5 separate regions of the Homo sapiens genome follow, and regions 1, 3, 4 and 5 are each linked to region 2. The links are chromatin contacts, found by Hi-C or POLR2A ChIA-PET in ENCODE. All regions are on one chromosome and are shown on one strand. Each heading gives the region's core, a stretch centred on a gene start or an enhancer-like site at or near the end of the contact. The rest is flanking DNA. Distances are from core to core; before and after follow the strand shown.

Region 1 (2,700 bases), core at 190-2,689, 650 kb after region 2:
TACCAAATTAACTTCACAATGTAAACTCGTGTTACATTAAAGAACATTAGAGGCAAGTACAAGGCAGTAAAGCCAAGAGGTATTTGATTTTCTTTAATCAAATATTTATAAAGAAGTCAGGCAATAGGATTCTACTAGAAAAACAATGGCTACATTTTAAAATCATGGGTTTTTCTAGAAGCTGAAAAGACCTGGTTTGGATGTGACACACCCTTGCTTTTCTTCCTCCCAGGCCCACTATTATTTTGACCACACCATCTACAGAGATGTCATAGCACATCCAGGCAGGCACTGGCTTCATAGGAGAGTTTTCTGTCTGCTTTCTTCCCACCCTCTACTCAAATAACCATATCACAATCGTGTCACACAACTCTACTTCTACGTGCAACTTTACTGCCTAACCTCTCCCAAATCATTCCTAATGGAAAACCACCACCACATCCAAAGTGGTGTCACAGAGCTGGCAAGCTGAGACATGCATTAGCTTTATATTGGAAAAAGAGCGGCCGGGCATAGTGGCTCATGTCTGTAATCCCAGCACTTTGGGAGGCCAAGGTGGGAGGATCACGAGGTCAAGAGATCAAGACCATCCTGGCCAACATGGTGAAACCCCATCTCTACTAAAAATACAAAAATTAGCCAGGCGTGGTGGTGGGCGTCTGTAGTCCCAGCTACTCGGGAGGCTGAGGCAGGAGAATAGCTTGAACCTGGGAGATGGAGGTTGCAGTGAGCTAAGATTGTGCCACTGCACTTCAGCCTGGGTGACAGTGAGACTCCGTCTCAAAAAAAAAAAAAAAAAGAGCTTGAACAGAGTTAATCACTCTAAATGTTGTAAAAAAACAATATACTATAAAGAGGAAATATTACTCATCCTTGACAGGGAAGTGACATGTGCCTAGAAAAGCACGTAACATCAACAATAAGTTTTCACTAAAGTTTTTATTGCTAACTATATCAAAAATCGAAATGAAGCCTCAAATCATTGTCATGTCACAAGACCTTAAAAATTTATATTCTGAATGATTTTTATTCCCCTATCCCCATACCCCACCCCAAATCATACCAGCTAGAATTACTTAACTCAGGAAGGGGGTGCTTTCTTAATGCATGTGCTTTGAGAGTAAGTGATTACTCAACTTTGTTATTTTTAGTTTCATATGACATACAGATTCATGTTGAGAAGGAGGGTTGCTTTTTTTTTTGAGACAAGGTCTTGCTCTGTCGCCCAGTCTGGAGTGCGGTGGCACAGTGCAATAGTGTGATCATAAGCTCGCTGCAGCCTCAACCTCCCAGTCTCAAGTGACTCTCCTGTCTCACTGTCTCAGCCTCCTGAGCAGCTGGGACTACAGGCACACACCACAGCTGGCTTTTTTTTTTTTTTTTTTTTTGGTAGAGACAGGGTCTCACTGTGTTGCCTAGGCTGGTCTCAAGTTCCTGGCCTCAAGTGATCTTCCTGCCTTGGCTTCCCAAAGTAAGCCACCACACTAGGCCAAGGATTGCTTTTGTACTTTAGACCACTGTGGAAACAAACCCATGAAGGATCTTGTCAAAATGCAGACTCGCACTCTGTAGGTCAGGGATGGGGCCTAAGAATCTGAATTTCTAAACTCCCAGGTGATGCTGATGTCGCTTGGTCTACAGACTACATGCAGTGAGTAGCAAAGCCTTTAAACAAATGACTGTTTATCACTGCTCTAAAGATAGTAAGACCAACAGGAAACTCTTTTTTTTTTTTTTTTTTTTTTTTTTTTTAAAGACAGAGCCGCACTCTGTTGCCCAGGCTGCAGTACAATGGCTCAGTCTTGGTTCACTGCACCTCTGCCTCCTGAGTTCAAGCGATTCTCCTGCCTCAGCCTCCCGAGTAGCTGGGATTAGAGGCGGCCACCACACCTGGCTAATTTTTGTATTTTTAGTAGAGACGGGGTGTTTCACCATGTTGGCTAGGCTGGTCTCGAACTCCTGACCTCAAGTGATCCGCCCGTCTCAGCCTCCCAAAAGGCTGGGATTACAGGCATTAGCCACTGCACCCGGCCCCAACAGGAAACTCTTAACTCTGATACTACTGGTAAACTAGACTTTGTCTAGAGACTAGAGTCTTTTCTATAGCATGATTTACCATTCCCCATAAAGTGTCATTATTAAGCTTTTCCACATCTTTGCCTTTTCTCAGACTGTTCCCACTACCTAAAATGCCCCTCTCTTCATTTCCACATACCTTACTTAACGATGGGGATACATTCTGAGAAATGCATTCTTAGGTGATTTTGTGGTTGCATAATCATAGAGTGTACTTACATAAACCTGGATGGTATAGCCTACAATACCCTCAGGCTATACGGTAGAGTCTATTGATCCTAGGCTACAAGCCTGTACAGCATATTACTGTACTGAATACTGTAGACAACTGCAACAAAATGGTAAGTTTTGTGTATCTTAACATATCTAAACATAGAAAAGGTACAGTAAAAATATGGTATTATAATCTCATGGAACCACCATCATGTATGCGGTCTGTTGTTGACCAAAACATCTTATGCACTGCATTACTGTAGTTAGATTCTACTCATCCTCAAATACCAGTTCAAATACTTCCTTCTCATGTTCTTCAACTACCAAGGCAGCCATTTACACTCCTTTCTTTTCTTTTCTTTTCTTTTTTTTTTTTTTTGAGACAAGGTCCCACTCTGTCACCCAGGCTGG
Region 2 (2,700 bases), core at 184-2,683:
CCCAGCCGCCTGCCTTGGCCTCCCAAAGTGCCGAGATTGCAGCCTCTGCTCGGCCGCCACCCGGTCTAGGAAGTGAGGAGCGTCTCTTCCCGGCCGCCCATCGTCTGGGATGTGGGGAGCGCCTCTGCCCCGCCGCGACCCCGTCTGGGAACTGAGGAGTGTCTCTGCCCCGCCGCCACCCTGTCTGGGAGGTGAGGATCGTCTCTGACTGGCCGCCCCGTCTGAGAAGTGAGGAGCCACTCTGCCCGGCAGCCGCCCCGTCCGGGAGATGAGGAGCGTCTCCTCCCGGCAGCCGCCCCGTCCAGGAGGTGGGGGGAAAGCCCCCGACCGGCCAGCCGCCCCGTCTGGGAGGTGGGGGGCAGCCCCCTCCCAGCCGCCGCCCTGTCTGGGAGGTGGGGGGGGGGGGCGCCTCTGCCCGGCTGCCCCATTTGGGAAGTGAGGAGCCCCTCTGCCCCGCCGCCACCCCATCTGGGAGGTGTACCCAATAGCTCATTGAGAACGGGCCATGATGACGATGGCGGTTTTGTCGAATAGAAAAGGGGGAAATGTGGGGAAAAGAAAGAGAGATCAGATTGTTACTGTGTCTGTGTAGAAAGAAGTAGACATAGGAGACTCCATTTTGTTCTGTACTAAGAAAAATTCTTTTGCCTTGGGATGCTGTTAATCTATAACCTTACCCCCAACCCCGTGCTCTCTGAAACATGTGCTGTGTCCACTAAGGGTTAAATGGAAAAAAAAAAAAAGGAGGACAGGAACTATGTGTCTAGTTCATTATCTCCATTTCCTGGTACCATGCCTAGCAGGTGGTAGACTTCACTCAATAAATATCTGGTGAATCAGTGTCTTTCTGGAAATTTATACATAACTCCTTGAATGAGGCAACATGCTTCTGCACTATTTAATAAGAAAAACTAAGTCAAGTTTCTAATCTGTGGTTTTGTTTTGCTTTGAGAACAGGGTCTTGGCTATGTTGCCCTGTCTGGTCTCGAACTTCTGATCTCGAGCGATCACTCCCACCTCTCCCTTCCTAAGTGTTGGGATTAACAGGAGTGAGCCACCGCGCCCGGCCAAGTCTCCAACTTGCTCGAGGTCACTGAACTTGCAATTGAAGAAGCTACGATTCGAACCCATGTCTGTAGGATCCCAGAGCCCTCATTGTCAAATACATACTGAAGTTTCCCAGTTTTCGGGAACCCCGCAGTACAAGGTGACCGAGGACAATACCAGAAATGGGAGCCCCAGACCCCACGTAGCGGCGAAGTTCCCAGAAGGCACAGCGCTCGGGGGTGTGGCCAGACGCATGGGCGGTGCCAAGCGTAGGAAGATGGTTGGGAACTGCGTCTCCCCCAAGGCTCCGCAGGGCGCCGCTGACTGGCGGAAGCGAGGGCGGGGACAGCGGAATGACGTTTTAAGGACGCTTGCGCGCGGGATTTAAACTGCGGCGGTTTACGCGGCGTTAAGACTTCGTAGGGTTAGCGAAATTGAGGTTTCTTGGTATTGCGCGTTTCTCTTCCTTGCTGACTCTCCGAATGGCCATGGACTCGTCGCTTCAGGCCCGCCTGTTTCCCGGTCTCGCTATCAAGATCCAACGCAGTAATGGTGAGGAGCGGGGTCCCTAGGTCAAGGGGACTCGTGAGCGGTGAGACGACTGAAATTACTGCCCGTCCCCGGACACACAGATGGGCTTTCACTCTCTTTCTCTCCCTCCCTCCTTTTCACACGCACTCACTCCGGGTCTCTGCACTGGCAGTCATTCTTGCCTACACAGGGGTGAGAGTCCCTGCGCTGTACGTGGTCCCTTTCGCAGTCCTCTGGGAGTGGGCGGACCTTCTCCAAGGCTGGTAGACCTCCCAGGGAAGTTGGGACTTCTAAATTCACTTCCCTTCCAAAATTCTCCCCTGAAAATGCCCTGCTCTTATGGGGACCTCGGTCTCCTGGCCCCTTTACTCTCGAATAAATATTGCGCAGTTGCGGTATGTCAGGTAAACGGGACAGACAAGAACCCTGCGCTTGAGGAGCTTGTAGTCGTTCTCTCTTTTGCTTAAGCAGGTACCGCAGTTCTGGCAGGTCTGATACCCGTGTCATTAGGGAAATGGACAGATATGACCGCCAGAAATGAGTTAGGAAAACCCCAAAAGGGCCAGATCCTCAATGCTATGTTGAGGAAAAGTTCATCTAAGGGTTGTGGGGAATCCTGTGCTCAAACATACCTTTTGTATGTTCTCTTTTGTAGGCTCTATCTCTCTTTTTTTGTAGGCTCTCTTGAGTAGGGGTGAATCCTTATCCCATGCAGCTCAGTTTAAAAACCTGTCCCCAGCCCACCTCACTGTGGATATTCTAAAGGTGAAGCCCAGGAGATTTATTTGTTTCTCTTAGTTTTTTTTTTTTTTTTTTTTAAGGTAGCTGCCTGTTCCTTCAGGTTAACTCCACTTTGGGAATCTCTGTGGAATCCTAAAAGTGAAGCTCTCAGGAAAGAGATGGGTAACTCTGGTTTTTTCATACTTTATAGGTTTAATTCACAGTGCCAATGTAAGGACTGTGAACTTGGAGAAATCCTGTGTTTCAGTGGAATGGGCAGAAGGAGGTGCCACAAAGGGCAAAGAGGTAGGTTCTATGAGAATTCCTCTACCACATTTAATGTCTTCCTACATAAAGGATCTGTGCAGAAGTGGAATCTGTGAGAGCCTAGTTTCTGATGCT
Region 3 (2,700 bases), core at 123-2,622, 530 kb before region 2:
TCGTTCACCCACTGCATGCCCAGAGTCTAGAATAGTGCCTGGCACATACATTCCTTTATGTACTGTGATCCCTGTCTTCACAGAAATGAGTCTATTAGAGATATATATTAAACAAGTAATTACACAATTAATTAACTACAACTAGGGTCAAGTGTTTCAGGCAGCCAATTGCTCTCTCCCTTTCTGGCTCCAAGGACCATTTCCTTACCCTGTGGACAATTTCTGCTGTAAGACTGTGACTTCCTCCGGCAACTGTTTGGAGCTCAGTGGATCCATCCAGGAATCAGACCCAGGAACAGGTTTGTACCTCCAGGCCTAGTTCTCCAAAGTTTTGGGGACTAGTCAGGCTTGTGGCTACAGCTGTTGTATCCCCTTGTCTTCTCCAGGCCAGAACAGGCTACACCACTTATAGCTAACTTGCGCAAACTGTCTGCTCCTCTAGTCCCTGCTGGTATCTTTGGCAGGTCTCGACTTGGGGTCTGGCCTTCTTAATGCCTTAACAAGCCCCACCCTATCCCACAGGCTATGTGTCCTTCAAATTGACAGGCTGGTTTGCAGACTGCTGAAGCTGGGAGCTGCTTTCCTTGTCCCTTGTGCCCTTCCTCAGGACCTCCTGTCTCTCTCTTTCCAGGAAGATCCCCAGGTTTATTCCCTTGAGGGATACTTCTAAGCTGGTTCCTGCTTGGGGCTGTGTTTTGGGCTTCTTCGTAGCCCAAAGAGTGCAGCTAGCTCCTGTACTAGTGAAGTGCCACGAAGCTGGCCTCCAGGAAATCCCCACGAGGCCACAACCCACAGCTATCTCCATCAGAGGAGGTGCAAATGAGGGCCCACACCTTACTCCATTTTGGCAGCCGCCCTAGGAAGCTCTGCCTTTATTTCTTCATCTTCAAGCTTATCACAATTTGAAGTTTATCTCTTCACCTCCAAGCTTAGCACAGTGCCTAGTACATATTAGCACTTAATGAAGAGGGGGCAATTCAAATCATTAACTCATTTAATAAAAAAATAGTAAATGTCCCACGCACCGTGCTAATGTTTTACAAGGATTCTTGGTATTTCATTTACACAGGTGCCATTACAATTTCCATTCGGCAAATAAAGAAAAAGGTCCAGAGAAATTAAGTGACTTCCCAAAGTCACAAAGTTCTGGTATCTCTTCACTGCCTGAGACGCAACGGAGCATCGTAGAGGGAAAATGCCAGAAAGCAGGCAGTGCACCAATGAAAACAGGCTCGCGGGAGAACCAAAGGGTGGCAAGCTCAGCACGGCCAGTAGCTTTCACCCTCGGTTGCCAGTCGGCTTCGTTTCCTACAACACCGACCGGAAGTGTTTCTGTCGGCCGCGTTCCGAATGAGCACCGCCGGAAGTTTCTGCCGCGGCTTTGCGGGGACGGGGGAGTGGTAGTGGGGGCTGCAGCTGCCGGACCCAGGTGCGGAAGTGCGAGGGCCCAGGTGGCTGAAGGGGCCGTTAGGAACATCCAAGCGGTGGGGCACAGGCAGATCCCCGACCTGACCTGGACCACCCTTCTCCTCTTGGCCCGCCCCTTCAACTCGCCTCCGCTTAGGTCTGGATTGGCCCCGCCCCCTGACCTGAGCCTGGTCCTTCTTCAGGCACTGACCCTTGACCTCCGGTGGCTCCCCCATCTCTCAGGCGCGATGGCTACGGGCGCGGATGTACGGGACATTCTAGAACTCGGGGGTCCAGAAGGGGATGCAGCCTCTGGGACCATCAGCAAGAAGGACATTATCAACCCGGACAAGGTAGCAGGGGCACCTGAAAGCGTTGACTAGGGGAGGGTAGGGGAGTGAAGATGGGGAGGAGTGACAACGGGCAAGGGATGGGTGCTACACTTACAGTGAGTTGGGCGATAAAAGGGGTGACATAACAGGACAGGGAATATGTGTCATCCTTGATGGGAGGGAGGAGATGGGACATCGTGGGAGATGGTGGGACCAAGAGGGTATGACACCTCTAAGAGCTGAGAGGACCAGGCAAGTGTGATTTTTGCAAGATATTGTTGGGGAGAGATCAAGACATTGTAACAGTCTGAGAGTTGGTGGGATGGGGAGGGGACTGCTCTGATTTGGGCGTAGGATGGTGTTCCTGGGAGTGGGTTTCTGTGCCTTTACAGTGTGTCAGTTTGCCTGTCATTGACCCTGTAGGTGCTGCTTTGTTCAGGGATTGAGCTGGACTAAAGAATTTTCAGGAAAGGGTCTAGGTTGTGGTTCCTTTCTGTGGTTTCCTTCCTCAGAAAAAATCCAAGAAGTCCTCTGAGACACTGACTTTCAAGAGGCCCGAGGGCATGCACCGGGAAGTCTATGCCTTGCTCTACTCTGACAAGAAGCAAGTATTGGAGTCCCAAGTCCCCCAGGTTTTGGCCCCTGATTCACCTGCCATGCCCCTAACTCCTAGTTTTCTCTAACAATTTTCTCCTCCCCAGCAAGGGCTCCTGCTTGCTTAGCAGGATGCAGGAGGACCTGAAGTCTTTTGCTCCAGGACATGACTTTCTTGCTATAGGGTAGGGTAGATCAGCTCCCTGGGACAAAAAGCTCTTTAACACACCTTCTGATTCTAACCTCGCATCTCCCTAAACCTCCCTGCCAGGGATGCACCCCCACTGCTACCCAGTGACACTGGCCAGGGATACCGTACAGTGAAGGCCAAGTTGGGCTCCAAGAAGGTGCGGCCTTGGAAGTGGAT
Region 4 (2,700 bases), core at 34-2,533, 760 kb before region 2:
CATGAACCAACATGGCGGATGCTTCAAGCAAGTGGGGTTGCTGGGCCCTAAAGGTGGAGAGGGGTGAAATGAAAAGACTCGCCTCTTCTTCCCCACATTTGTTGAGAATCTGGTCACAGTGGCATTGTCGAGGGTATTGAAGGTGAACAAAGGAGATGTGGTCCCTGCCCTCAGGGAATGCCTAGTCTAATGGTGGAGGCAGAGCTGTAAGCTAACAAGGTAACCCAGACAAAGTGGGCATCAGTCATGTGTTCTACAAATATGTACTGAGGACACACTCTGTGCCAGGTACTGGAAATACAGCAGTGAGCGACACAAAAGCCATGGTGCTTCCACTCTTCCAGGGGAGTTGGACAAATAAAATACTTAGTATGCCAAATGGTGATCAGTAAGTACCGTGAGAAATGTAAAGCTGGGAAGCAGAGGAGCGTTTAAGTGGGGTGGAATATTAAACAGAATGGTCAGAGAAGGCCTTTTCAAGAAGGTGAGCAAAAACTGAAAGGAAGTTACAGGATGAGCCGCATGTATAGTTAGGAGAAGCAGAGAGAGCAAGTGCAAGGGCAGTGAGGTCGCGGTATGGTTGGCACGTTCAAAGAAATAGCAAGGAGGGCAGTGCAGCCAGAGGAGGGAGTTAGTGGGGGAATATTAGAAGGTGAAGTCAGCTGAGGGGCGTGGGGAGCCTAGCAGGCTATTGTGAGAACTTTGGCTTTTCTCCTGAATGAAATGGGAGCCATCAGGGCATTTCGACAGGGTAGTGACATCTTACTGAAGCTTAATAAGCATCACCAGGACATCGCGGGAGCCCAGCAAACGCGCTTCCCTGCCACTGGGTTAGGGAAGGCTTGCCGGAAGGACGATTTCGGAGGACAGCAGGTGTTAGCCAGGCAGCGGAGCGAGCGCCAACAGGCGCACTGGGGCGGAGAGACGCCGTGAGCAAGGTGAGGCAGAGGGCACGCGCGGCGCCACCCGCCACAGGCTAGGACGCACGGCTGCCAGAGAGGACGCCTTAGGGGCCCGCGAGCAGGCTCGGGAATAAAACAGGGCTGGCAGGGCGAGGTGGAGAGACTCGAGAAGGACCGGCCAGATGTCGAAGTTCCTAGAGAGGAGGGCGCCCAAGCCTCCGCCGAGACGCGTGACTACAACTACCACAATCCCCAGCGCCTGCGGTTCCAGCGTCGCCTTGCTCTAGACGGGCGGCGGCGCTGCGCGGGGAACCGGCGTGGGGTCACGTGGTACCGGCGCATCACGTGGGCGAGTTAGGTGACGCTGCGGGGCGGGCGGACAGACTGCGGGACGGACGGTGGACGCTGGGACGCGTTTGTAGCTCCGGCCCCGCCGTTCCGACCCCCGCCGCCGTCGCCGCCATGACGGGGCTAGCACTGCTCTACTCCGGGGTCTTCGTGGCCTTCTGGGCCTGCGCGCTGGCCGTGGGTGAGGCCGGGTCCTGGCGGGCGGGAGCAGCATCGCGGCCGAGCTGGCCGGGTCGGAACTCGGCGGGGAAGTGGCCTGCGGGGAATACTGGCCCCCCGCGCGCTCTGCACCCGAGGCTCTGGGGACTTGCGCCTGCGAGGGCCTCTGACTCCGACAAAGGAGACCCGGATTTCCAGCTGCTTGAGGAGGGGTGCGGGCGGGTAGGGGCCGCGAGGGCAGCACTCCCCCGTCCTGCCACTATCGCTGTCTCCCCTCGCTCCCACGTCTCACTGCTGTCCCCCCTTTCTTGCTCCTGACCGGCCCGCTCGGTCACAAGCCGGCTGCTCCGGTTCCTCTTTTCCCAGTCGCTTTGCCCTCCCCCACCCACAGCTTGTTGGGTAAACAGCGGAACGGACTGGGCCGGCGGGATCTGGCTGGAGCGCTTGCTCCCTCGGTCCCGCCTCGGATTCGGGCTTGCGGGTGGCGACCCTGCCTGCGCAGGTGCTTGGTCTGGGAGGTGGTTTTAGCGAGGGAATGGCAGAAAATGGAGGCCTAAGCAGAGGAATCTGTCTACACAGCTGTACTGTCACCTGGGGGCAGCCTGAGGACGCCCCTTCAGGGAGGTGGCCCTTCAGCTCGGCAGCTACTTTAGGTTGAAGAACTTCTCTCTACCGAGCAGCCCGTAACCCCCTTTTTCTCCCTCACTGCTGCAGGAGTCTGCTACACCATTTTTGATTTGGGCTTCCGCTTTGATGTGGCATGGTAAGGGAGGGCAGGGGGAGGATTCCCCTTGAAGCTTCTTCCCTGCAGCCTCTCTTCTTTTCTCTGGTCTGAGTCCCTCCCCCACACCACTGCCTGCCTGGGACATGGACCTTTGGGAAATACGCGGTCAGTTGTTGCCTGTAGAACTGGTGGTGGGGTTGAAGGGGGTTTGAGGGGTTAAGATTTTGTGCTCCGCTTCCCTGCTAGAGCTGAACTGCTTTCTTCTCTGCTTCCACAACAGGTTCCTGACGGAGACTTCGCCCTTCATGTGGTCCAACCTGGGCATTGGCCTAGCTATCTCCCTGTCTGTGGTTGGGGCAGCCTGGTGAGTATTGGGGTGGTGGGACTGGGGGCAGGGGCTGAGTCATGGCAGGTGGTGTCACTGGGGTCTTAGGCATGCTGAGGGCAGTGACAGCTTGGGCTCTGCTCATCAGTTTTTTATCCTTCCACCAGGGGCATCTATATTACCGGCTCCTCCATCATTGGTGGAGGAGTGAAGGCCCCCAGGATCAAGACCAAGAACCTGGT
Region 5 (2,700 bases), core at 33-2,532, 880 kb before region 2:
GTCCCAGACAGGCAAAAGGCAGTTTGGAACCTGTTGTGTGCTATAGAATCAAAAGTGATATGAACTGGTCTGCCACAAGATTTTTGAGATACTGGAAATAAGGTTTTTGAAAACATTTATGGCAATTAGAGTAAGTTTATGTTGCTGAATCTAATAAATAAAAAATAGGCCTGGCACAGTGGCATGCACCTGTGGTCTCAGCTATTTGTTACCAAAAAAAACCCAAAAAAACCAAACTTTTAAAAATGGAGCTTATATTTTATATGTGTATTTCCCTCCTTCCTTCCTTCCTTCCTTCCTTCCTTCCCTCTTCCTTCCTTCCTTCCTTCCCTCCTCCTTCCCTCCCTCCCTCCCTTCCTTCCTTTCCTTCCTTCTTTCTTTCCTTCCTCCCTCCCTTCCTTCCTTCCTTCCTTCCTTCCTTCCTTCCTTCCTTCCTTCCTTCCTCGGAGTCTTGCTCTGTCGCCCAGGCTGGAGTGCAATGGTGTGATTTTGGCTCACTGCAACCTCCACCTCCCAGGTTTAAGAGATTCTCCTGTCTCAGCCTCCCAAGTAGCTAGGATTACAGGTGCCCGCCACTATGTCCAGCTAATTTTTGTATCTTTAGTAGAAGCGGGGTTTCACCATGATGGCCAGGCTGGTCTCGAACTCCTGACCTCAGGTGATCCACCTGCCTCAGCCTCCCAAAGTGCTGGGATTACAGGCGTGAGCCACCACGCCTGGCCTTATTTAACTTTTCTAGTGATTCATTTTTATTCTATTTTATAAAATCATCATTCTGTGACAAAATAGAAATTTAAAAAGCAAAACCAACCGATCCCTCTTCACAGATGGTTTGAGAAGTGTCGGACTACAGTGGAAAGAACAGGTTTTTGAAGTGAATAGGGCTGGGTTGCTCAACCTTTCTGAGCCTCACCTTCCTCATCTGTACCTATCTTCCCCAGAGCTAAGAGAAATGGTGCATGGAGACAAAAACATATCCAGGCATATGTGCTCCGCCAGAGGTGAAGACAGAGGATTGTGGGGACACAGAGAAGGCCCTTCAGCTGGAGGAGTGATGAGAGATTGACTGGGGAGACGTCCTGGTGAAGTCTGATGCCTGAACTATGCTGGGAAAGGTGGGGCTTCGGCAGCAAGACCAGACACACTGGTGGGGGCAGCTTCCTCCTTTGCAGACCAGTTCCAGGCTCCAGCCTAGGAGCAGGAACTGTAGGGATGCTTAGAAGCACAGTCCCTGGTGAGAGCAGGCAGGCTGGCTGCATTCCTGTGGTATTTGAGGATTGATCTTGTCAGATTAGCAGCTTTGCTTTTTTTGGTTCAGGTACAAGATCCCCACGTGGGGAGTTCTTGCTGCTTGTGAAGAGCAAAAGCTGGTGAAAGCACAGAACATGATCCTGGCCCTCCTCCTGAGCTGTGTGAGGCTCCCAGCCAGGAGCAAGCAGCCCTGTGAGTTCCTCAGTGAGAGGGAGGGCCCAGGTCTGAGCTCCACCCACACAAGTCCCAGCGATGAGGCAGCAGCTCAGCAGAGAGCAAGATGCTGGCACCTTCAGGACTGTGTCCTGCTTTCCCTACTCTGTCTGCACCTGGGGAGACAGGTCACTCTCTGACTGGTCTCCCCAAATAAATAGCCAGAGCTAGAGGGGAGAAGGAGGGCTGAAGCCTTGCCTCCCCACTGTGGAGGCAGGACATGAGTCTATGCCTGCCTGCCATGATGAGGGCCCTTGGCTCTGCCTTCTGCCCTGATGCAGGCAAAGAGTCCAGATCCAGGCAAATGAAGTGTCAGAGGGAAGCCACGGCCCTACTCAGGGAGCCTGAGTTCAGTGAATCTCTCAGGAGAGAGGTCTGGGCTGGAAGAAAACAAATTGCACGTAGGTCCATACACAGCCCCCAGAGTGTGGATGAGATTGTCCAGGGTGATGTGGCGAGTATTGGGCCACGTGGCCTCTGTTCTCAGGAGTTCCTGGTCAGGGAAACACACACCTGACAGTTGGCAGCATCACGAAAAAAGGCCTGTTGACAGCTGGCCCTGTGACATCTTTGTGGCCCTTGTGTTGGGATAGACCCATCCTCTCTCCCTCGGTTTCAAGGGCTTAGTATGCGGAAGTTTCCTACACTGGACAACTTCCGAACATAGTTTGAAAACAGAAGATTGGGGCTGGGCACGGTGGCGACCAGCCTGACCGACATGGAGAAACCCCATCTCTACCAAAAATACAAAATTAGCCTGGTGTGGTGGTGCATGCCTGTAATCCCAGCTACTCAGGAGGCTGAGGCAGGAGAATCGCTTGAACCTGGGAGGCGAAGGTTGCAGTGAGCCGAGATCACGCCATTGCACTCCAGCCTGGGCGACAGAGTGAGACTCCATCTCAAAAAAAAAAGAAAAAAAACCAGATGATTGGAAAAACAAAATGACACCTTTGGCTTTGCTGCTCAGCCCCTTCAGATAGTGTGTCTGGGCCACAGGCCAATTGCCAGTTGCGGAACTTGCTCTAAGAAGCAAATGCCCAAATGGAGCAAGTCCTCCAAATGGGGCAAGGCATGTGCTTGAGGCCTGAGCTCAGAAACCAGCTCTGATGAGGGCTGGCTCTGTACCTGCTGTCTCCACTGGCCTTGCTCCCATGTGTCCAAGGTGACTATGATCAGTGAGGTTCTGGCCAGGTTAAGGGCTGTCTCCACCACATTCCCCGTCTCCATCACCCATCC

What was found. A loop is a pair of places that touch in the nucleus more often than their neighbours do. ChIA-PET counts read pairs that join two places held with the same protein, here RNA polymerase II (POLR2A). Pooled maps may share reads with other maps.
Region 1: a loop to region 2 is called in a pooled map, with 2.4 times the contacts of the local background. The contact joins the enhancer-like site here to the promoter of KIF2C in region 2. A Hi-C loop is called at or near these places in 1 of 37 single-sample maps with no recorded cell type and 2 of 50 pooled maps. POLR2A ChIA-PET finds 5 or more read pairs at or near these places in 3 of 52 experiments (A673, H1 and activated B cell).
Region 3: a loop to region 2 is called in a pooled map, with 4 times the contacts of the local background. The contact joins the promoter of DMAP1 here to the promoter of KIF2C in region 2. A Hi-C loop is called at or near these places in 5 of 50 pooled maps. POLR2A ChIA-PET finds 5 or more read pairs at or near these places in 9 of 52 experiments (A549, H1, HEK293T and 6 more).
Region 4: a loop to region 2 is called in a pooled map, with 4 times the contacts of the local background. The contact joins the promoter of ATP6V0B here to the promoter of KIF2C in region 2. A Hi-C loop is called at or near these places in 5 of 50 pooled maps.
Region 5: a map of breast epithelium shows a loop between it and region 2 (26-fold over the local background). The contact joins the enhancer-like site here to the promoter of KIF2C in region 2. A Hi-C loop is called at or near these places in 1 of 168 maps with a recorded cell type or tissue (breast epithelium). POLR2A ChIA-PET finds 5 or more read pairs at or near these places in 2 of 52 experiments (RWPE1 and T-cell).

The regions. Positions count from the first base shown.
Region 1 is chr1:45,392,957-45,395,656 of GRCh38, forward strand. All of the region lies in intron 3 of TESK2 (testis associated actin remodelling kinase 2), which reads right to left. Among named protein-coding and RNA genes, the nearest start is that of TOE1, 54 kb to the left of the region's middle. RefSeq lists an enhancer at 1,036-1,105. Within about 2 kb of position 1,440, at least 12 of the 41 ENCODE cell types and tissues checked have a DNase peak (open chromatin) inside an H3K27ac peak, as active enhancers do.
Region 2 is chr1:44,738,404-44,741,103 of GRCh38, forward strand. KIF2C (kinesin family member 2C) reads left to right here and starts at 1,434. Exons shown (of 21, transcript NM_006845.4): 1 at 1,434-1,599; 2 at 2,510-2,604. The coding sequence starts at 1,530. RefSeq lists an enhancer at 1,085-1,254.
Region 3 is chr1:44,212,099-44,214,798 of GRCh38, forward strand. It overlaps DMAP1 (DNA methyltransferase 1 associated protein 1), which reads left to right and starts at 1,373. Exons shown (of 10, transcript NM_019100.5): 1 at 1,373-1,760; 2 at 2,252-2,343; 3 at 2,605-2,700. The coding sequence starts at 1,656. RefSeq lists a silencer at 682-781 and enhancers at 1,179-1,473, 1,212-1,451, 2,217-2,700.
Region 4 is chr1:43,973,677-43,976,376 of GRCh38, forward strand. It overlaps ATP6V0B (ATPase H+ transporting V0 subunit b), which reads left to right and starts at 1,284. Exons shown (of 8, transcript NM_004047.5): 1 at 1,284-1,431; 2 at 2,124-2,172; 3 at 2,414-2,497; 4 at 2,626-2,700. The coding sequence starts at 1,365. It overlaps LOC124904167 (a long non-coding RNA gene), which reads right to left and starts at 1,189. Exons shown (of 2, transcript XR_007066053.1): 1 at 767-1,189; 2 at 1-211. RefSeq lists enhancers at 437-1,270, 853-972, 1,023-1,072, 1,271-2,103 and silencers at 1,323-1,372, 1,773-1,822.
Region 5 is chr1:43,857,194-43,859,893 of GRCh38, forward strand. The region is part of intron 5 of ST3GAL3 (ST3 beta-galactoside alpha-2,3-sialyltransferase 3); the gene reads left to right. Among named protein-coding and RNA genes, the nearest start is that of MIR6079, 20 kb to the left of the region's middle. RefSeq lists an enhancer at 927-1,545. Within about 2 kb of position 1,283, at least 9 of the 41 ENCODE cell types and tissues checked have a DNase peak (open chromatin) inside an H3K27ac peak, as active enhancers do; they include breast epithelium, where a contact is called at or near this core.